4 separate regions of the Homo sapiens genome follow, and all the other regions are linked to region 1. The links are chromatin loops, found by intact Hi-C in ENCODE. Cell type or tissue: GM12878. All regions are shown on one strand. Links, peaks and the distances in the headings refer to the core of each region. The heading gives the core; the rest is flanking DNA. Region 1 has its middle 150 kb from the start of LINC01170. Region 2 has its middle 380 kb from the start of LINC01170. Region 3 has its middle 190 kb from the start of ZNF608. Region 4 has its middle 16 kb from the start of LINC01170.

Region 1 (5,000 bases), core at 1-5,000:
AGACTTGGATTTTCTCATCCCAGGGATAATGATAAAGAGATTGGACTTTGGCCTGTGAATCCACATTCAGTGCCTATAGAGGGATTGAAAGTGAATTCACTTTTTCTTAAAAGTGGCCACCAAATTAAATAGAGAAAAGGCTTTGTTTAGGTTTGGGTTTGTGTTTCAGCTCCTCACAAGCCAGGCTTTCATGCATTCTGACTGTCCAGGTCAGCAACCAGAATGTGCCTGGCTCCACAGCTGGGCCTCTGCACGGCTTGTCTGGCTAAGTCCAGGCGCGCATATTATCCTATCCAAGCATCAGTAGGTATTCAGAGCAGACAATTAGTTCTTTGAAATCAACTGGAAAGCCAGCATTCCTGTGCTCCAGTGGGGAGGAGGGGGAGAAGAGGGCAACTTTTAGACTATTAAAACATCCATCATACAGCCCTTTGCTATCAGGGGCACCTCACAGGAAAGCAAAGGCGACAAAGCAAAGAGTATTAAACAGCTGCTTGTTCGTGATTCTGCTATGTCTCTAAAACCTCTCTGGCTCCTGCACTCCAAGCCCCAGTTGAATGGAAGAGAAGTGTCCTGTGCATCAACGTGTTCTTCAGGACACTTGTTCTTCTCTGCACTGACCAGGAATTTTCAATGCCGCCATGCAAGAATGGCGCTTTACTTAAAGACACTGCATTATGTTAAGCAGACAGTCTGTCATTACTTAGCAGCCACACTATACTGTGGATGCAGTCCTGTTGTTTTTATTAAAGGGGTTGTCAGGATCTATAATTCACACATCATTAACCGCTTCATTAAGAAGACAGCAGCCCTGTGGGCCCTAAACTTGTAGCAGTTTGAAGACAAAGCAAGTAAACACTCTCCTTAACTGAGCCAGAGAGGCGACCCCCACAACCCCCCACTGGTGGGAGTGTCTGAAGAAGTGCTGTTTTCTAGGAAGAAAGTTTTTTCAAACTCTGGAGCATAAATGTGCAAAACATATTCACTTAAAACTGATTTGATTTAAGTTAAAAGCATTACTTTGCAATGAGCTGCGCAATCCCACATCATTCATCAAAACCAAGCCATCACGGGCCGCAATGTGTGGTTACTTAAGCATTTTCATATGCCCTAGACTTTTTTTAATGGAACAAAAAGCAAGACCATGAAATACACAGAAGGGAAAACATCAAAAAATTTGTACATGGCCCATGACATTGGTATTCCTCTAACATGGATTTTACTAAGCATCACTTATATAAACAATGGCGCCAAATCCTGTTTTCTTTCATAATGCATGTTTTCTCAGCAGTAGTACTGCAGATCTTGAAATACAATATGGGGGCTCTAGTTTCCCAGTGAAATCATATGGTTGGTGTATTTCCTCAAAATAAGCTTGCCATATGGAACCAGCCCTGGAACAGGCCCAGATCAAACAGAAGTAGCTAAAGATCCTGCACCTCTTGAACCAGCCAACACAGCCAGTGAGAAGACCAGTCAGCCTTAATGATTTCTTTAGAGTCTATGCACTTAGGTCTCTGTATTGGACTTTCTCTAAAGTTTTTGTTTGAAGAAAGAATTCTGTGACTAAAATGAGTTGGAAATATACCGTGATGGGACTTTCTTGATTTTTTTTACCCTATCAAAACCTTCCTGTTCTTAATTGCCTTTTTTCTCGGAGCTCTACTAGGTAATTGGCTAAGTAAACCATACTATGCTAAAGCCAATGTAAGGGATAAAACATAATATGTTTGTGCTTTTCTGGATAACATTTGCATTTATACTTTAGTCTTCAACCTCCTAACCAAAGAGAGTTAAGCATGAATTTTAGGTTCCATGGCAGGGCTACTTGGCAAAATAGTTTTGCCGTAGGCATGAAGTACAGAAGAGACTTCTCAGTGCTTGAAATCATACCACCCAGCAATCACCAAGACAATGATTCTCCAAATGTGGTACCCATACCAGCAACATCAGCATTACCTGGGAATTTGCACATTCTTTGGCCACACCCCAGACCTACTCAATCAGAAATTCTGAGATCTGTGTTTTTAACCAGCCTTCCAAATGATTGTGATGCACGCAAAAGTTTGAGAACCACAGACATAGATTCATGTTCTAAGTTGTGTTACCTAGAAGCAGAGCCTGAGATGGGGATCCTTATGAAAGTGATTTATTAAGGACCGCCTCTCAGTAGAAATCTGTAAGAAAGGAAGTGGAGCAAAGAAAGGGACAGAGACAAGCAAGCACGTGATGTAAATTCAGGTGAAGCCTCTCCTTGGCCTGATTCACAGGAAGAGGATTCTAGAGCGCAAACCATGCAGCAGAGTTATCTCCCTTTGAAGCAAAGGGCTAACCTTTGTCATAAGCCCTTCTTAGTCACTAACTATAGGAAGGACAGAGGCTTCCCCAGTTGATGCCAGTTCTCTGGAGAAGGGAAAGTGGTTGTCATTAGCAGCCAAAAGTCACATAGCTGTGGGACAGGGGGGCCTGGGTGAGTGCTACTACTACCACCAATATAAAAAGTCAGCTTCAGCAATATACAAGCTCCACTACTTTCACTATGAATCAACTAGAGAATGACTCATCTACGCACTCTCAGTACCCAAGACAGTATTGGTTATGCAAATATGAAGCAGGAAACGCCTTAAACTCCAATCTGCACTGAACAGCCACCAGAAACCTAATCCACTTCAGTCATCTTTGAGTACTATCAACACTGGAATAAAGCTGATTTCAGAACCTGAAACCACAAGCCTCATAGTGCAGTGAGAGAACGTTTGAATTACTAGTTCCACACAACATGAGTTTTGGATGCTTGCATATCTAGTCCTCCTTTTGTAAATAAGAGCACCCTGATTTCCCTTGGGGTACTTAGCCCTTCCCCATTGTGTGCTGATCTTGGTGAAGCTGCAAATCACTGTGCCTGTCTTCTGCTAGACAAGGTGCAGGCGTGTGGCTCAGTCTGGGTTGACTGATTGCTTTCCTTGTAATTAAAATCTTAATTAGAGTGACACAACTGACTACGGTCAGAGCACATTCATAGCAGTGCTTGAGACTTGAAGAAATTCTTCATCAGTTCCTTCTGCCCAGGCCCTCAGAGGGCCTTTTTAAGTGGAATTGTTCTTAATTCCTCTAGATCCTTCCAGCCCCATATCCTGCCAGTAAATTCTCTTTTGCTTAAGTGAGTGGGTTTTGGTTGCTTGCAACCAAAGAATCCTGGCTGACCCTAGTTTCCAAATTCCTTGAGTTTGATGGTCTATTTTGTTTTAGTGTTATGGTTTTTATTCAGGTAAGAAGAATCCTGTTTCCATTATTTTCACTATGTAACAAACTACCTCAAAGCTTCATGGTATAAAATAGCTATTTTAATATGCTTATAGAGTCTGTGGGTCAGGACATAGCAAGGATGGTTTGTGTCTTCTCCAGAATTTTTTTTTAATTAGCCAGGCATGGTGGCACTCACCTGTATTCCCAGCTACTTGGGAAGCTGAGGAGGGAGGATCTCTTGAGCTGGTAAGTTTGAGGCTGCAGTGAGCTATAATCACACCACTGTACTCCAGCCTGGGCAACAAGGCAAGACCCCATCTCTTAAAAAAACATAAAAGAAAGTACATAAAGCTAAAAGGCAACTTTATGAACCCAATCACAATTTTAAAGGAATTTCTTCTAATTTCTCTTAATAGGATACACATACATTTAACATAGTATATATGTATGTGACATTTCTTTTTACTGGTAATGAAACAGGAGAGTTCCCTGATCCCCCTCATAGGACATGTAACAGATCTGTGACTCATCTGTTCCATCACTGCTGCTGCTCAAACTCCTGACTGGAGGGGGAGTACACAGACAGGCAGGTATAGTAATCAGGGTGAGTGCTGTGGGCTCCAGCCCCGTGTTTGGGGGTGTGCCTGCAGCCCCAGTGTTATAATGCTCCTTTAGCCTTGCTGTCTACAGAGAGCTTAAGTGTTAACCAGCTCAATGGACCCTCTGCCTTTTCACAAGGGCAGAAGGCCAGTGTGACAGCTTTCTGTATCCTGAGCTCTTGCCCAGCATCCTGGAAGAATCAGGTCACACACAGGCTTGAAGGATGAATGAGAGGTTTTATTGAGTGGTGGAGGTGGCTCTCAGTGGGAAGGATGGGGAGCTGGAAGGGGGAATGGAGTGGGAAGATGATCTTCCCCTGGAGTTTGGCCATCCAGCAGCTAAACTCCCCTCTGACCGCCCCCAGCCAAACTCCTCTCAGCATTCAGACATGCCTTCCCTTCTCTCTTTCTCTGCCACACCGTTCTGCTGTTCGTCTGCTTGTCTCCTGGTCTCCTTGTCTGCTCATCTCCTCATCAGCTTCTGGAGCCTGGGGTTTGCAGTTTACATGGGTACAGGATAGGGGGGTGTGGTGGGCCAAAAGGCAACTTTTTGGGCAGAAAACAGAAATGCCTGTTCCAAGTCAGGGCCATGGGTCTCCAGGCTTGAGGGTGGGGCCTTTGCTGGGGAACTGCCCTCTTCTACCCAGTATTTCCCTGTCTCCTGTCCATATCTCCATATCAGTAACACTCAGAGACCACACGGATTCATGCTCCCCTTTTGCAATAATACCCTGTGCTCCCCACTTTCAACCCTAAGAGTACTTGACTTTTCAGAGTATGAATAGCAGCTATAGAAGATTCACCTTTGGGATCTTTTAAATACAAAATGTGCTAACATTTAACATAGTTAAGGGAAACATTACATCGTCCCGAGTCACAAGCTACAATAATCGTGTCAGAAAGCAGAGTTTGCAGTCACTATTCTCCTGTTATTCTTTCTTGTTTCCTCTGAAGCAGAAGTTTTTATCCTACTGCGGCAGGTAAGCCCAGGGTAGTTCTCTGCCACATAGAAACTGAACATGGCAAGAATGGCTATTCTGTAATTTCAAGAATAAGATTGACTTTGCTTCTGAATGAAATTTGAATTTAATACATTTGCTTGAAGTAAACCGAATCCAGGCTAAATAAGAATCCATGTTGGAATTTTTTCAGAAT
Region 2 (5,000 bases), core at 1-5,000, 530 kb before region 1:
ATAATGTGGAGGGTAACTGAACGATCAGCTTGGCTTCACACTGCAACAGTGCTGATGTTTGCTAAAATGCCCAAACCCAGTGGGATAAATAATTCACAGTTTCCCTGAAAGATATGAGGGAAGGGGTTTGACAGGATGATAAAAGAAGAATGCTGCTCTACTCATCTTCTTTCAAAGGATGGAAAGACTTGTCAACTCTATCCTAGTTCTCAAATAAAGCATGAAATTTACAACCCCAAATTGAGATTCTCATTTTCAGCCACAGCTATTCTTAATTTCTGTTCTACTGATACTATAGGCATAGAGAGATAAGTCAGATGATTTGCAGCTCAAACTATAAAAGAAGTTTTGGAAAGACAATAGAAAAGAAGAAGGTTTGGTAGGTTTGGAAAATTCTTTTTCTTCTAATGCACTATAAAATGTGAAGCAGAAACACAATAGCTTAATGAGTTTCCATCTCTGTACTGTGACAAATCTACAATTTGGCCATTGTAAAAGTAATGATGTGTTTCATTAATTTCATACGTTCTTTTAATAGAGTATTTGGAGGAAAGACATTTTTGCTTTAGAAATTAGAGCAAAGAAAAGCGGATAAAAGCTTCAAGTTGGTGTTCAGTACTTCCTGGAATACATTAATAACATTCATCCGCCTTTTCAAACACACAGACAAATCTCAAAGTGATGCTTTGTCTTCTCAGTCATAATTCTAATAATAATGGAAGATGAGACATCCTTACCTCCTAGTCTCTCCCCACAATCCCCACTCCCTGGCTTGCACATGCACACAAATAATGCACTTTTTACTAGTACATTTGCATCTGGAAGTTCACATTCTATAACCTCCATCAATACATGTGGATACTCCAGGGCACATCCTCTGTGCCATTTCCAAATGCCCTATGGGGCTCACTCTTCAGACACAAGTCACATAATCTATGTAGTTCCACCTGCCTTTTCACAGATATCCTCATAGTGTGCTTTCTTAGGCTGGGATCCCCCAGGATCTGACTCCAGATAAGGATTTTAATACAAGTGCTTTATTTGTGAGGGGATCCAAGTAGCACCAGTAGTGGGATGAGGAAATGAGAGAGGGAAGGTAAAGAAGCCGCTAAACGGTGCCCTACTGAGCCAGTTATCATGGTGGGCAATGGGGGCATAACCCCACTGGGGACTGTTGAGAGCCAGTGTAAAACATATCTCAGAGTTCTCACCACTGGGGTATATATCCACCAACTCCCATGTGCCATTGGCTGCTCTCTGGGGGAATGAAATCCCAGTGCTTCCAGCCTGCACTCTTTGTAAGTCAATGGAAGCTGTTAGGAGGAAAGCCAAAAAGTCTTGCAGTAGGGCCCCATCTGTACGTGTGGGACAAGTGAGAGCTGAGAGGGTGAGAGTGAGCAAATGTGGCTGCTGATGGTGCCATAAGACTCCTTTATACCTCAGTTGTCCAAATGCTACTGTCCACAAACCATATGGCAGGTTTTCAAACCAGTCACAGAAACACATTCATCTGCCACACTTCTTCCTTGCATTCAGAAGCTTGACAGTGATGAGTTTTACTTGACTATGTCTTTAGAAACAACTCTGGGCTTGTTCTGTAACCCTAACAGAGGCAGCTGGAATTTACAAACCCACTGTGAAATGTGATGGGCTCAGTGTGTTTCTTCTCCAGCAGTGTCTTACTTCTCTTAGTGAAATTTCTGTCCCAATCTTGTGAATAGAAAAGCGAGGCTGGGGGTTTGGGGATGGAGTGGGAGGAAGGAAAATCTACATCATAGAGAAGGTTTACATATAGAAAAACACAGCATAGTGGGGTAGATCTCAAAGTCTATTGCAGTTTTCTGAAGGGCAGAAGGTGGGTTTTTTGTTGTTGTCTATCATTTTCCTTAGAATTACCAAGGGTAAATTAAGTGCTGCTCTAGAAGCCCTGTCATGGCCAACAACTCGGCAATGGACTGTTGAGGTCTTGAGGTTTCTGCAGAGGTATTTTCAGTTGGTGGGGCTCCAGCACTTTCTTGTTCCGCAGTTCTAAGCCTATTTGCATGAAGCATTCTTCAGGTTAACTGCTCAACTCTCACCTTCATGAATCTGGCATATGAGCAATTATCTCTCTCCAAGGACCGGCATTTGTTGGTCTGATTTTCTCGTTCATAGAGTGATGAGATTTCTGCTTGACGTCCTAGTGCCCCTGAGCCTGGCAGGACATGAGTGGTACTCCTGGGCAACCACAGCACTGTTCCAGATAAGAGCAGTTCTCACTCTGAGGACCCTCAAGTCTTCCATGAACTCAGGTCCTTAAAGACACAAGAACAAATACCTAAACGGGAACTGCGCCGAGACGTGTGTATGTGTGTACATGTGGGTACCTTATGTGGAAGCACACACATGTACATGTGCGCAGGAGCTGAAGGGAGCATGATAATTCCCTACGATGCCATGAATAAGAGAACAGCTGTTTATCTCAGATATTAAAAGAATGTCAATTGGGTTGAGTTTTCTTTTGGCACAAGAATAAGGAATGCTTAAGTTTCCCACTTGCATTTAATTTATTTTTAGGTTTATTCACCACCATTTGTCAGGTTTCTTGAGCGTGACCTGAAACTGACCTTTAGATAAACGTGAAGGCAAACAGAGCCCTGAAACTCTATCTGTATGTTCTTTTGTCTTGGGAACTGTAAATCGGGGCATTAGGTGAATAACACAGCTTGGCTTTGTGTCATGAAAAGTAATTCGGGCTGTGGTAAGGGCAGGATTTATGAAGCTGTCTGGCTAGACTTGGGCAAAATGCCAGCTTACACCTGCCTTGCAGATATGGATGTGTGCAGTTGTCACCTTGCTGAAGCAGCCAAATTCCTTTCACTGGATAGAGGCATTGCTCTGCCACCAAAGCTGGGAGCGGGTAGGGAGGCACTGGTGGGGGCACCTGCTGTGGAGGAGCGAAACAGTCTTTAGGAAACAGACAGCATAGACTTCCCTTTTTGAACTTCCCTTTTCTAACTCCCAGGCAAAACTCTCTTTAAAAAAAAATGTAATTACTATTTCCAAAACATTGTAAGTAATCTTGTGGGGTTGGCAAGAAAATGAAAGTAAATCAATTTGCAAAGCTTTACAGCTTTTTTTTTTTTTTTTTAATGAGAGATTGTGTCATAGCTAAGGTGGCTATATAATTTATCATCCAAACAGGGACACTTTTCAAAGTGAAAAAGGGAGGGCTGTAATTAATTCAGCCAGGACAACAGGCATAAATTGGGGCTGTCTGAGGCAAACCAGGATGGACGAGGACCCTAGTCATGAAAATTTACACTGCCACACAATGAACCCACCAAAGGACTGTTGTGTTACAAGGATGCTTCTCTAAGAAGTGACAGAAATTACACTGTCTCGTTGATGGTGCTGGACTCCCTCCACAAAGCAGATGGCCAAATTGTCATGATGCCAAATCACACTGCAGAATTTCTGTAGTAAAATCGTCATGCGCCCTTTTTCTCAGTGCCTTCCCCATCTCAGAAAAGTGCAAAAGCTCAGCAAATCCTTGCTTTTCCTGAGAATGGCCATCAGATAATATACAAAGCCTGGTCAGCATCTGATTAATTAGGATAAAGGCACAAGGGAGAATGTACAGTGTATGGGGAATAGCACTGATCTTTTTTATCTCAATGCTAATGAACTTTGACATGAACTTCCCCTTCTCCAGCAAAGTCATTTCTTAGAGTTTTCAGCTTTCTCCCCACTTTCTCATACTTTATAGCTTCACTGGTGTATTCATTTCATATGGATGCCATAACAAATAATAAAAAAATTTGGTGTCTAAAAACGAGAAATTATTTTCTCATAACACTGGGAGCCAGAAGTCTGAAATCAAGACGTCAGCAGGACTATGCTCCCTCCAAAGACTTTAGGGGAGAATTCTTCCTTACCTCTCCCAATTTGTGGTGGCTCCTGGTGTTCTTTGGCTTGTGGCAACATAACTGCAAACTCTGCCCCTCTTTCCACATGGCCTTCTTCTTGGGTCTCTGTGTCCTTTCCTCTTTTATAAGGATACCTGTCATTGAACTTTGTGCCCACCTTATATCTGGGATAATTTCGTCTTGAGATTTTTAAATAACTACATCTGCAAAGATCTTATTTCCAAATAACATTCTGAGATTCTGGTTTGACACAGATTTGGGGGGGAACATTGTTCAACTCACTACAATTAGTAAATGACAAACAAATAAATTTCTAAAAAGTAGTCCTTAAACTCCTGGCGACCCCTAGCCCCCATCCAGGTAATTGACTGCATGTGTTGTGAAACCCAGTGCCTCTACATTGCTTCTCTTGCTGTGCGGTTCACATGACAGTCCAGAGGAGGAGGCTACCCACAGAGAATGTATAACTTGAACTCAGCCTTAATAGAAGCTTAATAGAAGTTTGGATAAATTGTGAGAAGGGAGAGGGCATTTGAGTTGAAATTTTAAATCTCTCTTTTAAGCGTCAGCCATAGTGATAACCAAAATGTCTCTTCCTTCTGTAAGAGCCTAAAATTCAACTCAAGCAGGCTTATGCAAAAATGGGCTAATGTATCAGCGATAGTAACGGAAAAGTCCAAGTCTAGGCCCAAGAATCACTGGATGTTGCTCCTGTAAGAGTGCTTTCAGAAATACACTAGTCTCTTCTTGACTTGGGCTTCCTCTGTTTTGACATAATTCCTTGAGAAATGGTCCCAAGCAGCTCCATACTAACAGGCTCTCACATTAGTAAATCCAACAGAAATTTCATGTTTCTTTCCCAGCAGTTCCAGAAAAAGTGGATGTTAAATGGCTGTGATGGTCACACGTTCTCTCCTGAGTAATCATTCTGTCAGGGGCTACTGTACTCCTCCTTCCAGGTCTGAGTCACCTGCCCTACTTAGAGCCATGGGGTGGAGTCAGCCATACCCAAATCATGTGGACTAAGCATGAGAAGAGTGAGGGAGGATTCACTTATTCTAGGAAAGCCATTGTGATGTTAGAGGGGAAGGA
Region 3 (7,804 bases), core at 1,487-6,486, 350 kb after region 1:
ACTCCATCTCAAAAAAAAAAAAAAAAAAGAAAGTAATGCATTGTCTATATCAGCGGCCATATACCACACAAGAGGCTATATTAATATCCTTTAACAATGATACCACACATGGTACAGCAGTTGTGACTGGGCAACAGCTTGGTTGATCTTACTGAAGTCTCAGTCATTCTCCAAAACCAATTTACTTTCTGCAGGAACTGGACTGGTGAATTAAATAGAGATATGCTAGGTACCACCATCCCTGGACCCTTTAGTCCTTTAAAAATGACACTAAGGGCTGGGCGCAGTGGCTCACACCTGTAATCCCGGCAGTTTGGGAGGCCGAGGTGGGCAGATCACCTGAGGTCAGAAGTTCAAGACCAGCCTGGTCAACATGGTGAAACCCCGTCTCTATTAAAAATACAAAAATTAGTGGGCACCTGTAATTCCAGCTACTCGGGAAGCTGAGGCAGGAGAATCTCTTGAGCCCGCGAGGCAGGTGTTACAGTGAGCCGAGATTGTGCCATTGCACTCCAGCCTGGGCAAAAAGAGTGAAACTGCATTGCAAAAAACAAAAAACAAAACAAAACAAAAGCACTAGTCTTTGGTGCTCCTCATTTTCTTACCTGGGATGCAGTAATGTTTTTGATTTGCTATGCTGACTGGAGAGTGGTGGTGGATTATTTCATAGCCTCCAATTTGGCTTTCCACACTCTGATAACTATTACTCCTATAAGCCAATGTCTCAATATAGATGGTTTTCTAATTTTCAAGTGTGTTAAATCTAATTATACATTCAGGGACTAGGGAACTGACCACCAGGAGGGTTTGTGAACCTAGAGGACATATTATTATTACTCTAGGCCTTGAAATTTCTTCATTCTTGTTTCTTTTTTTTAAATAGGGTCTCTGTCACCCAGGCTGGAATGCAGTGGTGTGATCACTGCTTACTGCAGCCTCGACCTTTCCAGCTCAAGTGATCCTCCCACCTCAGCCTCCCAAGTAGCTGGGACTACAGGCACGTGCCACCATGCCTAGCTGATGTTTTTTTTTTTTTTTTTAAAGAAATGTGTTGCCCAGGCTGGTCTCAAACTTTTAGGCTCAAGCAATCTTCCCACTTCCGTTTCCCGAAGTGCTAGGTTTACAGGCATGAGTCACTGTGCCTGGCCTCATTATTTCTTGATTCCTATGTGACCCCACTCTAAGAAGAGAGGCCATGATGACATTCCATGTCCCCGAGTTTCAGTGACCACTTGGACTCTTTATCTAATACCCCTTAAAGGGTCTGGTCATTCTTACCATATTATGTATTCACTTGAATAAATGGCCATAAATGCCTTTAGAGAAGAACTTGGAGTGTCAGTGCTCTGTATATTTGTCTCAGTGTTGGCAGGGTTTTCCCCCTGGGAACCCAGCCACTTCTTTGGTTAATAGATTCCAGGTCTGGAATTGCTCAGGTTCAGGAACTGGGCAAATGATCATGACATTTTTATTGGAGCAATTGCATTCAAGCTCCAGTGCTGGGTAAAAAAATATTAAAAATGCCCGTTAGAGGGGTCCTGTGTTTGGTGAAGATGGGTAGGCCCTTAAACAACTGCCTGGCTCAGTCATTGGTTGAGGACCACCCCCAAAATAATGTGCCCTCAGCTCAAAAGCTGAGGCAAAACCTGAAGGAACTGATAACTAGAGGCCATCAGCTAAACACACTCCTACTCACTGGACAGGAGTTCTTTCTGGAAAGGCAATCTGAGCAGGTCACCTCAATGTCTGTCACACAATCATGAACAAAAATATCCCAAAAAATTTTTTTCCACAAAAAGTAAAATTCTCAAAACTCAACAATTTGAAACAAAAGCTATTAAAAATAATATGAAGGGTTAACTTCCTAACTAACTTCATAAAGGATTAACACCCTTACATCATAGCATCACTCTTTAGGAAAAATCTATAGTACATGAACTTTATATGATATATTTAACAAATAGTTAAAGCTAAACACTTAAGATTCCAATAAATACTTAGAACAAGTACTAAGACAGAATAAATAGGAATAACCAATGGACATGAAAAAATACAGTCTTACAAGTAGTTGAATGCACATTAAAACAAATACATTTGAAGGACCTATCAAACTTCTAAATTTTTTTTTTTTTTTTATTAGATGGCGTCTCGCTCTGTCGCCCAGGCTGGAGTGCAGTGGCACGATCTCAGCTCACTGCAAGCTCCACCTCCTGGGTTCAGGCCATTCTCCTGCCTCAGCCTCCCGAGTAGCTGGGACTACAGGTGCCTGCCACCACACCCGGCTAATTTTTTGTATTTTTAGTAGAGATGGGGTTTCACCGTGTTAGCCAGGATGGTCTCGATCTCCTTACCTTGTGACCGCCTGCCTCGGCCTCCCAAAGTGCTGGGATTACAGATGTGAGTCACTGCGCCTGGCCCAAACTTCTAAATTTTTAAAGTTAACAATTTAATTTTGACTGGTGAGTGTTAAGTTAGAGGCGTCTCACACATGCTTAGCAGGAAGGTAAATTTATATTTCTATAAATAAATTTGGCACCAGGCTTCAGGAGGTGCACAAATTTATTTTCTTTCTTTTTTTTTCTTTTTGAGATGGAGTCTTGCTTTGTTGCCCAGGCTGGAGTGCAGTGGCGCTATCTTGGCTCACTGCACCCTCCACCTCCTGGGTTCAAGTGATTCTCCTGCGTCAGCCTCCCAAGTAGCGGGGATTACAGGCACGTGCCACCATGCCCGGCTAATTTTTGTATTTTTAGTAGAGACAGGGTTTCACCATCTTGGCCATGCTGGTCTCAAACTTCTGGCCTCAATTGATCCGCCCACCTTGGCCTCCCAGCATGCTGGGATTACAGTCGTTGAGCCACTGTGCTCAGCACAAACAAATCTTTTACTCAGTAACTCTACTTTGAGAGTCTATCCTAAGGAAATAATCAGAAATGTGGACAAAGATATATGTGTAAAGATATTTATCCTAGCACTATTTGTTATATTAAAACCCACAAGCAGCCTTAATGCCCCAAATTAGGAAAACAGTTATATAAATTACATTGAATGTATGTGATAGCGTAGCGTATAGCCATTAAATGAAAATGTGTGATAAGCCTTTCATGCCAAGAGGTTACGCTTAGGAAATGTTCAATGAAAGTGAAAATAATCATACATCGAGTAGTACCTCAAATATGTAAAAATCCATAGAAATATGTGTAGAAGAAAATATGACAGAAACATAAATATTGATTTGATGATCCTTGGTTGGGTGATTTATGTTCTTCTTTTAACTTTTGAATTTTACAAAGCAAACATTCTCGGAGTCATCTCAAGTAACATTGCTGAAAGGTTTTGTTGACTTCAGGGAAGGTGCTGGGTTATGGGCTTCTCTCTGTGTGCTCACTGCATTTTCTCAGTGCCTGCCTATCTCATCACATTTATTGCATCGTGCTCGACTTTCTCTGTGTATGTATCTGCAATGCCATTCTGACACTAACTACCTGGAATTAGGTCAAATTGCGGAAGTTGAGGGTGTAGTCCACCACGAGACTTCTCTCACTTCAGACACCAGCCACAGGCTCTGGGCTTTCCAGCCACCTGCACTTCTAACCAACTGGTGACAAATTTAGGCATTTCCACTACTTCCTCAGGCTCTATACTTTCCTAGAATAACTCACAGAATTCCAGAAAGTGTTACACTTAGGATTACAATTTTATTATAAAGGACATGAGTTGCCAGGCACAGTTGCTCATACCTGTAATCCCATCACTTTGGGAGGCTGAGGCGGGTGGATCACTTGAGGCCAGGAGTTTGAGACCAGCCTGGGCAACATGGTGAAACCTCATTGCTACTAAAAATACAAAAATTAGCCAGGTGTGATGGCACACACCTGTAATCCCAGCTACTAGGGAGGCTGAAACAAGAATCTCTTGAACCCAGGAAGCAGAGGTTGCAGGGAGCTGAGATGCGCCATTGCACACCAGCCTGGGTGACAGAGTGAGACTCCATATCAAAAAAAAAAAAATATATATATATATATATATATAAAGTCAAGACTAGCCAAATGAGAAGAACATATGTTGAGATCTTAGAGGGTCCCCAACACAGAGCTTCCATGTCTTCAGGATGTATCACCCTCCTGGCACATCAATATGTGTCACTCACCTGGAAGCTCACTTAAGCTTTGGGTGTCCAGAGCTCTTACTGGGGTTTCATTCTATAGGCTTGATTGGCTGAATCACTGGCCACATGATTGAACTCAATCCCTAGACCCCCCCTTCCCTCCCCAGAGGCTGGGAAGTCACGTTGATAACATATGGCTTGAAGCCCCAACCCTCTAACCACATAATTTTTCTCTCCAGCATGGAAAGCCCCCATGCTGAAAATACCTAGAACTATGAGTCACATCATTAGCATAAACTCCAGTGTGGTCAGAGAGGTCTACCATGAATAATAAAGACGCTTCTATCACTTGGGAAATTCCAAGAGTTTAGAGGCTCTGTCACAGGAACCAGGGGCACAAGCCAGCCAAATCCTCCATTATACAACAGTGTATGTTTCATCCATTGGCTGTGCCCCCAAAATGGAGAAACCATGCCTGGTACCCCAGCAGATCTTTTCTTTCAGTTAATTTGGCAACATAAAAAACTTTGCCTAGGCCAGGCACAGTAGTTCACGCCTGTAATCTCAGCACTTTGGGAGGCCGAGGTGGGCAGATCACGAAGTCAGGAGATCGAGACTATCCTGGCTAACAAGGTGAAACCCTGTCTCTACTAAAAATACAAAAAATTAGCCCAGCGTGGTGGCGGGTGCCTGTAGTCCCAGCTACTCGGGAGGCTGAGGTAGGAGAATCGCTTGAACCTGGGAGGCAGAGCTTGCAGTTAGCCGAGATCGCGCCGCTGCACTCCAGCCTGGGCGACAGAGAGAAACTCCATCTCAAAAAATAAAAATAAAAATAAACAATAATTTGCCTAAAGTCTATTAGTGTGACTTTCACTCTGAGTCCTAATGTGGCACTTTTCAGCTTCAGTGGCCTTAGAAGGTCACGTTGTAGGACTTAGCAATGCACCAACATTCTGGTCCTTTTAAAATGTAATCCATCACTGAGAAGAACAATAAAACAACAGCAAAAACCACAAAAACGTTTTTGCGTTTATCATCTTTCTTTTCCCTTGATTATATCTATCAAAACCATTAGCTAATTTTGAATTAATAAGGAAATTAATAGAAAAAAATATTAGCTTAGTGCAAGGAAAGGCCACAAAGAGAAATGCACGGATGGCAGTGGCATGGCTGTGTTTATGAATGTCTAATTCTGTCAATATTTTGTTGTCAATCTCAGGATGGCCCAAGAATTAGTTTTTATAACATCAATATAGTATTTGGTGAATCTGACAAATTAGTTGATTATATTTATGCTTACTCTTTTATTCCAAAAGCTAATTGCGTCTAGTAGGTGATATGATTAACGTTTAGGATCGCCTATTTAACCTAGTCCTTCAAGTCTTTGTTAATTTGTATTTCATAATTTATTAGATTAAAACCAGGATGGCTGCCTAGAGATATTATTTTTCAACTTCATAGGACTATGTATTAAAATTTTAGCCACTCAAAATTGAGTCAACTTTTTTTGAGACAAAATATTTTATAGACAGGCATACCTCATTTGATTGGGCTTTGCTTTATTTTGCTCCACAGATACTGTGTTTTTTTGACAAATTAAAGGTTTGTGGCAACCCTGTGTTGAACAAGTCTATGAGCGCCATTTTTCTAACACCATATGCTCACTTTGTTAGCATTTTTAGCAATAAACCATTTTAAAATTAAAATATGTACATTGTTTTTTAGACATAATGCTATGGCACACTTAATAGACTGCAGTATAGTGTAAACAACCTTAATACGCACTGGCACCCAAAAAATTCATGTGGTTGGATTTATTTTGAATTAATTAATTTATTGAGACAGGGTCTCAGTGTGTCACTCAGGGTGGAGTGCAGTGATGCGATCACAGCTTACTGCAGCCTCAACCTCCCAGGGCTCAGGTAATTCTCCCACCTCATCCTCCCGAGTAGCTAGCCTACAGATGTGTGCCACCAGCTTGGCTAATTTTTCTATTTAATAGAGACAGGGTTTTGCCATGTTGCCCAGGCTGGTCTCGAACTCCTGGGTTCATAAGATCCGCACGTCTCAGCACCACAAAGTGCTGGGATTGCAGGTGTGAGCCACCATGCCCTGCCAACTTGATGTATTTTGATGCTTATTTTATTGTAGTGGTCTGGAACTGAACCTGCAATATCTCTGAGGTATGCCTGTGTATGTGTGTATGTATATATATATATATGGTCAAGTGCTGCATAACAACATTTTGGTCAAAGACAGACTGCATATATGATGGTGGTCCCATAAAATTCTAATACTGTATTTCTACTGTATGTTTTTTCTATGTTTAGATATGTAAGACACCATTGTGTTGCAAATGCCTGTAGTACTCAGTACAATAAATGTTGCACAGGTTTGTAACCTAGGAGCAACTGGCTATTTGATACAGCCTAGGTGTGAAGTAGGCTACACCACCTAGTTTTGTGTAAGAACACTCTATGATAGTTGTACAGCACCATATTTGCTTATTGACACATTTCTCAGAATGTACCCCTGTTGTTAAGCAACATATATAATATATAATGATATACAGAGTGTAATATATGTGGACCAGTTTTACATGTTTGATCCAAGGACAACATCCGAAGTTCTCAAGCATCACTGATTCACTAGATCTCACTGCCAGGCATATGGAGATGCCTTTCTGATGAGAGCTGTCTCTGTGGGCTTGTTGCTACACTGTCTCTAGGTGTTGGAGACAGATCTGATATGGAGACTGGTCTGAATCCGTACCTTTTCTCCTCCTTTCTGAGCAGGCTTGACCCTAGGCTTGTGGGAGAAGACAGGGTTTTCAACAAGCAGGATGAATAGAATGCCTTCTGTGTGCGTTGTATTTGCGTGGTCTCCTATCTTTCCTGAGGGTGAGGGTCTCCTGTGACTAGAGTCACAGTAATTCCTAGGTACCATTGAATGCCTAATACATATTTAAATTTTCCTTATAAAATCAAAGGTTGGCCGGGCGTGGTGGCTCACACCTGTAATCCCAGCAGTTTGGGAGGTTGAGGCGGGTGGATCACGAGGTCAGGAGTTCGAGACCAGCCTGGCCAACATGGCAAAACCCCATCTCTACTAAAAATACAAAAATTAGCCAGGCACTGTGGCGGGCACCTGTAATCCCAGATACTCGGGAGGCTGAGGCAAAAGAATCGCTTGAACCCAGGAAGTGGAGGTTGCAGTGAGACAAGATCATGCCACTGCACTCCAGCCTGGGTGACAGAGCAAGACTCCGCCTCAAAAAAAAAAAAAAGGCTGTTTTGTATATAACAGGATGTATATACGTTTGTATATAACAGGATGATGCAGTTGAGAAGAAAAAGCTGATGATTCAGAACTGAGCAGAGACATTTACCAGAGTGATGTCCTTGAGCAGGGCCTTACACCATGCTCAGTATAAAGATAATGTCCCAGGGAGACGTCACGTGCTCTTTTGTATGAAAGGTGCCTCGTGAGTAATGCATCATGGGGGCCTGTCTGCACAGGCCGAAGGGGTTAGATTGAAGGAATTAGCTGCCCACCAAAGTGCTATGAAGACTATTTTAAACTGAAAACATCTGAACAGGCAGCAGCCACAGAAAGAAACATTATTTACACTTGAGTAGAACCCTCCCAAAATACAGCTGCTGTTGACCCCCATCTGAGGGAGTTTACCATTTGAAGAAA
Region 4 (7,804 bases), core at 1,482-6,481, 130 kb before region 1:
CTGTCTAACACAATGAAAAGACAATTCTTCCTCAAAATGTTAAGGGTCGCTTCCATTAATGCAACTACCACCATTAGATGAGTAGATTCTTAGTTTTAATTCAATCCTCCAGCTTAAAGTACACAGGACTATCTTTATATTTAACAGTTCAATGTCCCCAACAACTGAATACTACAGGAGAAAATCATGTAATCAAGTATAGCGGTCGTATGTTAAATTCAGGATCTCAAATCTCAATGGGGACTCCACACAGCCAGCAATTCTCCTCTTTTAAAGGAGTGGACTCTTTCCCACTTCCCAAGATGGCTGTTTCACAGCACTGCCTCAGACCTTCCACACCTCCCCCTCTGCCCTTATTCTCAGCTGACAACTTTACCTCGTACTTCATTAAGCAAATAGAAAGTGAACACCAATTGTTCATTTTACCACCCCAAACCCACAATCCCACTTTATCATTATTTCCTCCTGAACATGAATGGCCTCCTCTCAGCCTCCTATAGCTCGATGTCATAGCTTCCTAACTGATTTACTCTGCTACACTTTCTGCCTCTGATTCCCTCAATACAGATAGGCAAATGTATCTTAAAATGGAAATGCTATCATATCACTCTCCTCTTTAAAATCTATCAAAGGCATCCACCGCAGTTAGATTGAAGTCATACATCCTCACCATGGCCTGCAGAGTTATTGCAAGCCACTCTTCCCTAACTCAGGGCTCCTCACCCCTGGTGGCCTCTTCTCACTGCCACAAATATAGCATTTCCTCCTTCACTCAGGGACTTGGCCTTGTTCCCTTTGTCCAGAGTGCCCCCCTCCCACCTGCTTTTCCCATCTACCTTTTGATTACCCCTCAGAAAGGGCCCCCTTGATGGCTCTGCCTAAAGTGGGGCCCCTGGGGATGCTCTACCTTACACAGCTTATAATTCCTTTCTTTATTTTATATTTTCTTGGTTTTTAAAAAATCTTCCCCCAACTCACAAGAAGCTCCATAAGAAGTGAACCAAGTCTGTCTTGTTCTTCCTGGTGTTTTCAGGGCCCAGATAGCACCCAGCATGGTGGAGCCACTCAATACCTCTTAATTAATTCACACACTCACTAGAGTTTCTTTAAGTATCTTAAGTGGGGCAAGAATCCCCAGATTCAAAGATCAATTATTTCTAAAAGGGAAAATGTGATTTTTGTAAATCACCAAAAAAATCTACAAGTGTTAAGTAAAGGCGCTACTGAGGGAAGTGGAGATGGAAGGAGGGGGAGGATTTCCTTGACCAAACAGAAATGCAGCTTAGGAGAAGCTTAGCTTGGCAGAAAAAAATAGCATCATGGTCAGTCCATCTATCAGCTAATGGGGCATACTGGACCCCCTTGACCCATAAATTGAATAAGAAATTTAATTCAATAAACATATTTAAAATCCTAGTCAAAGGAATCAAGATCAAAAACTCTGATATATAGGAACAGTATGGAGAATTAAATCATATAGTATGAAAAAAATGTAAACGCATCACCTAAACTGATGGGCTTTCTCAAGAAAAGCATCAAATTGACTTTGTCCCTGATGTTTCCGAGATGCTCACGGAAAACAAGAGCATTTGCTGCCACTTATCAAGACTTCCAGTTTATGCTTTCTAACAGGCAGCAAGGACAGCACTGTTGAAATGCTGGGTTCAATAAGGACTTTGTTCAGTGTAATCCTGGGGCCAGTAAATTCAACAGCGACAGCATAAAGACATAATTTGATGCTCTTTGCTATAGAACTCCACATATCTCTGCCTGATGCCCTCGGCCACTTTATTTATTTGCTACATTCCAGAGTCTTAGTTATTAAGTTGTGCTTTACACTGTACACCCCAAACACTCCATTTGTTCATTCATTCACTCATTCGGCAATTCAACAAGCCTATCTCAAGAGCCTACAAAATGCCAGGCACTGTTCCAGGGGCTAAAGATAGAGCAGGGAACAAAGCAGACAAGGCCCAGATCTCCTGGAGTTTTCAAAAATACAGGGGATGATGAATGATAAGTATCTTCCCAAGCTAAGAAACTAGGGGCTGCACGAAGGAAACAAAACAAGGGAATCAAAGAAAAGGGTGAGTGGGGTCACATGTGGGTAAAAATGGAGAACTTAAGGGAGAGCAGAAACTCTGGTGGGGGAAAGGGGTCTCTGAAAAAGACGTGCTTGAGCTGAGGAAGAACAATGTCTCACAGAGAATCGCACAAATGACCCATGGCCCAGGGTCAGTGTGGCTGAGCAGAGTGAGTGGTGTGTGGTGAGCAGGAAGGCAGGGATAGGCCAGATCATAGAGTACTGAGGGGCCACAATGAAGGAGTCTGATACATTTGAACTGCCTGTCCAGGCAGATCCTCTCTCTATACTCTCGCGCGTGCGTGTGTGTGTGTGTACATGCATGTGCACGCACAGGAGGAGGTTTATATAGCTATCAGCACTCCCTTGTCCTTTGGCTTCTGCTTGTGTTGAGCCACTGCCCCACTTCCCCTGGTTTGCAGAGTGCAGAGGGTAGGAAGAGAATGAGGGTCGCTGTGGACAGGCTGTGACTCTCCACAGAAGGTCAAAGCTCCTGTCAGGAGCTCTTTCCACACAATTCTCTCTCTGGGCTCCTATAATTGCTCACCCGCACTGTCCTCTTCAGGCCTGGGATAATAATGGCCCTGCATTCTTAATGCCCCTTAGGGGTGCTACACCAGCCTTAGTCACTTTTTGAAAACCCTGTTCATGTTCTCCTAGAAATTTTCATCAAACACCCAGCCTGAAAGTACTCTTCCTGCCAGGACCTTGACTGATAGATTCTATTCTGAAATCACTGCACCAAGCCACTCTCTCACCTTCAGCAGTTACCTTTTGCTACCTCCTTAGTCTTGGTAAGCCACTTGCTGGAAGCTGGTTTCTGTAAGTGGCATGTAACTCCACATAACATCACCTTTGGAATTTTTAGAAGTTTCTGGGTCAATTAAATGTCATCCAGCTCCTATGGTTCCCTTTTTTTGCACAAAGCTTCCCTGAGATCAGAGCTCTCTTTAGGGTGATGCAAGTCATACCAATAAAATGATTCAGGACAGAATTTTGAAACTAAAAGGCAGTGTGGTATAGAAAGACCTCTGAATTTGTACTTTAACTGTGTGACTCTTGGCAAGTAAGTTTCCTCATCCTTAAGGTAGTAATGATAATAATGTGCAGCGATAAATTTATTTCTCAACACTGGCCTCATTGGGCCATTTTGAGGATGTAGCAGAGATTACTCCAGCATCAACTTCTTTGCTTCACTGATTCTGAGACACAGAGTATAAACAAAACCCAGGACGACTCATGTTTTTGTCACTCCTTAAAATTGTGAGGTCCCCACAAGTGTTATAATACATCGATTATTATATTAGTCATCACGAGCTGCCATAACAAAATACCAGACTGGGTGGCTTAGACCACAGAGGTTGATTTCTCACAGTGAAGGAGCCTGGGAAGTCCAGGTTTGGGGTTGCCAGCATGGTTTGTTTCCTGCTGAGGGCTCTCTGCTTGGCTTTCAGACAAGAGCCTTCTTGCTGTGTCCTCACATGGAGAGAGACAGCTCTGATCTCTCTTCCTCTTTTTATAAGGGCACCAGCCTTGTGAGATTAGGAACCCACTCTTTAACTTCATTTAGCCTTTATCATCTCATGGGTCCTATCTCCAAATATAGTCACATTGGGGGTTTCGGTTTCAACCTATGAATTTTGGGCAGATGCAAACACTCAGTTCACAACAGTCATCTAAACCAACTGCATGATAACCATTACCCAAACATTATCTATTTCTCTCAGGAACGGCAACACAGATGATTTGGAATTCCACTAGATTAAAAGCTCTTTTCCTCTACAACATATAATGATGCATGCTGAAGATTATGATTAAAAATACTGAGTTAGGTTTAGTAATTTATATAAATAACTTACTTAGAATACACGTACAAAACTAAATCAAAGAACCACTGTCCAATTTATGCAACTACTCAGTGTCTGAAAATCTAAATTCCTAAGATTGCCACGACTTTGCTAAGATTTTAACCAAAAATCTTGACCAGCATGAGAAATATTGCCTTGTATGACTGTCATACACATTCCTGCTTTAGTAAGGAATGAAATTTTTTAACTATTAAAAAAAAAGGCAAGAAACTTGAGAATTTGAGAATGGAATACTTCACAGCAGTTTTTTAATTAACCAGATTTACATGTTTCAACAGGAATAAACCTTAAAAGCGAGTATAACCCACATAAGCAAAATTGTTTCAAAAATTAAACAAAATACAGTTGGATACTGCAACTTCCTATAAAACTAACTCACCTCTGCCTTTCTGAATAAAAATGAAATGGAATAAAACAAATCAGTCTTCGACTGCTTCCTCTGTCTGTGACCACATACCGTCGTTTAGGCTAATCTTTTACATTTTTTTCCCCGTCCCTTTCATTTCAAAAATAAAGATAATAATATTCAATATTTAGAATGTCCATCATGGAGAACTGCTGGCAGCATAAAAAGAGAATCATGTGACTTTTACAATATAAAATTCTCCATTTGAAGGATATTTGTGTATAAGGCTCTATAGTTCAGTATCAACTAACATTTATTTAATACTATGTGCCAGATATTACAGTAGGCACTTTTGTTTTCAATTTATATTTACCTTTTACAACTCATCCGATTTTGGCACACTGGCAACTGAGAATGTTGAGGGGCACACATAAAAAAATACTTTTTAGGAGATCCACAGTTATGGAGCAATCACGTAAGACTTCACCTTGAAATATCTTTATTTTATTTTATTTTTTACTGCCCTGAAAGATGGGGTTAACAATATGGCACATGTATACCTATGTAACAAACCTGCACATTGTGCTCATGTACCCTAGAACTTAAAGTGTAATAAAAAGATAAATTAATTAAAAAAAAAGATGGGATTAAGACAGCAAATAATCCAGGTAGTCAGGAGAACTTAATGAAACAGCCGTTCTGCTCTGCCTAACTTTCCCACCTTCCCTTGCTGGGGCACCACTGCCCATGGGTGGAGCTGCCAATTAAGTCAGAGCCTCAGGGTGACACACAACTACTGAGCCAACAGACATCCAACAAGTACTCTCTGTATCCAGAAACACTAACTTATCTAAGAGCAGAGAATTCACAGGAACCCTATAATCGTCAGTTAGGTAAGAAAAATAAAACCAATTTTGAAAGTTTGCTGGGGAATAACATCGATGTTTAAAAGTCACTGAAGTGGAGAATGTTCCACTACATCATTAGAAGGAAGGGGGGTGCTCCTGAAACCTAGCAAACCAAAATCTTAAATCACTCCTTAGTTTACCGCATGTTATTTGCCTCATCAAAGGTCTTTGCAATCATAAAAATTTGTTTCTTAAAACTCGAACCCCATCTTGCAAGACAGAAGATCAAAGAGCTTCCCAGAGTGTTTGGGATTGGGAAATTCTTTTTTCCATTTGTAGGTTTTGCATCAAAACAGATGCAGCAAGAAAAGCCGCATCTCAATGCCGTTGTGACTTTATGAAGGTGGACAATCCTGGTTGAGCAGAGATATTGCAGATGTCTCCCCTGTCATGGAGGATAACCTGCCTTCCCAGGTAGGTGGAGCTCAACCACAGCAGAGGGTGATATGTGGAAAGCATTATTCTGAAGGAGGAAGAACTAATTCACCCTGTCACCTTTCTTCGTTAAGGAAAGATAACAATTTGAGAACTCGTGTCTGTATCCATTTTCTATGTGAAAAGGAAGACTTTTGCAATAAAACAGGTATTTTGTCATCTTTTAACAAGATTTCCATTTTATTTTTAGAAATACGCAAAAGATAAGTGAAGACAGGAGACTTTCTAGCAGGTCCTCTTCTGTTCAGTGAGGCCAGAAAATGAGACATAAAATTATATCAGTATACACTGGTCCCTTGTAGTTAAAAAAATATACATGGTTCTTCTTGGAGTTTTTGAAAAGCAACATTAAGCAGCTCTACTATGAATATTATTTAGTATAAGACTTAGGTATGTGGAGCTTTAGATTTTCCAGAAAAAATCTACACTATTTGGAGAAGCATTTATGGTGATTGCTATATGCAACAGCTTGTTTGAATTCATTCTTTCAATTTTAGAAGCCACAGGAATGTAACAGAAATGGCCAAATCATGAATATTATTTACTTTATTCTAAATGCAACTAGACCTAGGGAGACTTTGCTAATTACTGGTAGCGTAGCGGAGCAGAAATCTGTTCATGTCTCATTCGAGCCTTGGATTAGATAAAACATTAGTTCCATGGAGCTGATCACTCTGGAGGTTTACTCATTTGCCTTGATGCAGTAAATGTTGGCACATTAGGCCTCCTGGAATATCCTGAAGCCGGCCTAATAACACATCTGCTGTGTTTATTTTTGAATGTAAATGGCACTCAAAAGTATGCTTTGAAAATTGATTTCAGCTGAAACACACTAAACATTAATAAATACAGATTTTGTTTCTGCTAACAATTACTTCACAAAATTGTTAGATGTGGTGGAAAGAACTAGTTTACAAATACAGTTTGCAGCAATTAAATCCCTTCAAGCCAAACTACTCCAAACTGGATGGATTCCTCTTAGATGTTGTGAGGGATATTCATACAGACTTAAAGGATTTTTATGACTTTGTGTGTACATAAAGAGCAAAGGCACCCATTAGGTCAAGGATGTTGCTGTGAAAACAAAGGGAAATTAATTTCTAACAATTGGATCAAGACAAAAGAATGGTTACACAAATCTCTTAAGAAAATGTATTCTTGTTGACATGGACAAGGAAAACAACAAAGATGACACTTTCCTGCTATTTTCTAAATATCTTTTTTAAATTCTAGCAAAGGCAGAAGGGTGCTCTTTCTTTAAATCCTCCAAATTGAAAATGATCAAGCAGTAATTGTGGCACACTGGCCTGCAATATGAATTGAGATGGTCGGCTCACCCTAACGGCTGGAGTGGACAGATTGAAGCATTCAGCTGGTTCTTGGAACCACGGGCCATCTGTTTACATTGTGTGGTAAAATCACCATGCTGGAAGCTGCGTGGGTACCGGTAGCCTGGCCTGCAAACAATCACCCCTGGGATGCTTGGTTCTGCCTAATCTTTGAGGAGAAAGGAAATCATCCTGGTGTGAGCATCCAGAGGCCTCTGCTCATTTGTATCCAGCTATAGGTCTTGGACCTTTCATTCTGGGCTTTTGGTATTCAGCTTCCTCACCTGTGAAATAAGGCAACTGATCCTCTTATCCCCCTCCAAGGTGCTCATCATACCTCTTTCAAGCCTTTATCCCACCACAGGGTGATTGTAAATTGAAATGGTAATATATAAACAAACAGAATTTTCAAAGAGATGAGACCAAAGGTGACTCTCTTCTAACACAAACCAAGCCAAATAACTTTGTGATAATGGAATATGGAATTTTAAAAAACAGAAGACTGATCTAGAGAAAGCTAGGTAATTATATTTAGTTATACAGCTAAAGACTCCTGGACTGCAAGAAACCTGAAGGACTGGGGTAGATGTCAAGCATCTTTGTATTCTGTGGTAGCCAGAACAATAGCTTGCAAGTTATAGACACTCGTGTATATTTGTTGGTGGAAGAGTGGCTAACTTAAATTTTTAAACACCAGATTTAAAACATTTGCATTCATTAAAATTATATAATATTTGTGAGCTCAGAAAGTTTTAAAGGGCTCAGGGAACATCAACTAAATTGCGGGGTAAAACAGTTTGACCCTGTGGTCTGACCCTGCCTTCATCAAAGTTGAA

The links. A loop is a pair of places that touch in the nucleus more often than their neighbours do. Peaks named below come from ENCODE experiments on the same cell type or tissue, not always from the same donor. Only the 100,000 strongest peaks of a DNase experiment are listed, where the experiment ranks them.
Region 2: a loop joins it to region 1, with 4 times the contacts of the local background. A loop is called at or near these places in 5 of 110 quality-filtered maps.
Region 3: a loop joins it to region 1, with 6 times the contacts of the local background. A loop is called at or near these places in 2 of 110 quality-filtered maps.
Region 4: a loop joins it to region 1, with 8 times the contacts of the local background. A loop is called at or near these places in 3 of 110 quality-filtered maps.

The regions. Positions count from the first base shown.
Region 1 is chr5:124,581,389-124,586,388 of GRCh38, forward strand. No RefSeq gene overlaps it. Among named protein-coding and RNA genes, the nearest start is that of LINC01170, 150 kb to the left of the region's middle. In GM12878, for the core only: no CTCF peak of the experiment used is centred there; a DNase peak (open chromatin) is centred at 2,663; H3K27ac peaks cover 268 bases.
Region 2 is chr5:124,054,517-124,059,516 of GRCh38, forward strand. No RefSeq gene overlaps it. Among named protein-coding and RNA genes, the nearest start is that of LINC01170, 380 kb to the right of the region's middle. RefSeq lists an enhancer at 2,196-2,385. In GM12878, for the core only: no CTCF peak of the experiment used is centred there; DNase peaks (open chromatin) are centred at 2,055 and 2,825; H3K4me3 peaks cover 2,089 bases; H3K27ac peaks cover 741 bases.
Region 3 is chr5:124,931,730-124,939,533 of GRCh38, forward strand. No RefSeq gene overlaps it. Among named protein-coding and RNA genes, the nearest start is that of ZNF608, 190 kb to the left of the region's middle. RefSeq lists an enhancer at 4,181-4,580. In GM12878, for the core only: no CTCF peak of the experiment used is centred there; DNase peaks (open chromatin) are centred at 3,512, 4,352 and 5,002; H3K4me3 peaks cover 385 bases; H3K27ac peaks cover 2,481 bases.
Region 4 is chr5:124,450,269-124,458,072 of GRCh38, forward strand. No RefSeq gene overlaps it. Among named protein-coding and RNA genes, the nearest start is that of LINC01170, 16 kb to the left of the region's middle. In GM12878, for the core only: no CTCF peak of the experiment used is centred there; DNase peaks (open chromatin) are centred at 3,117 and 3,533; H3K27ac peaks cover 294 bases.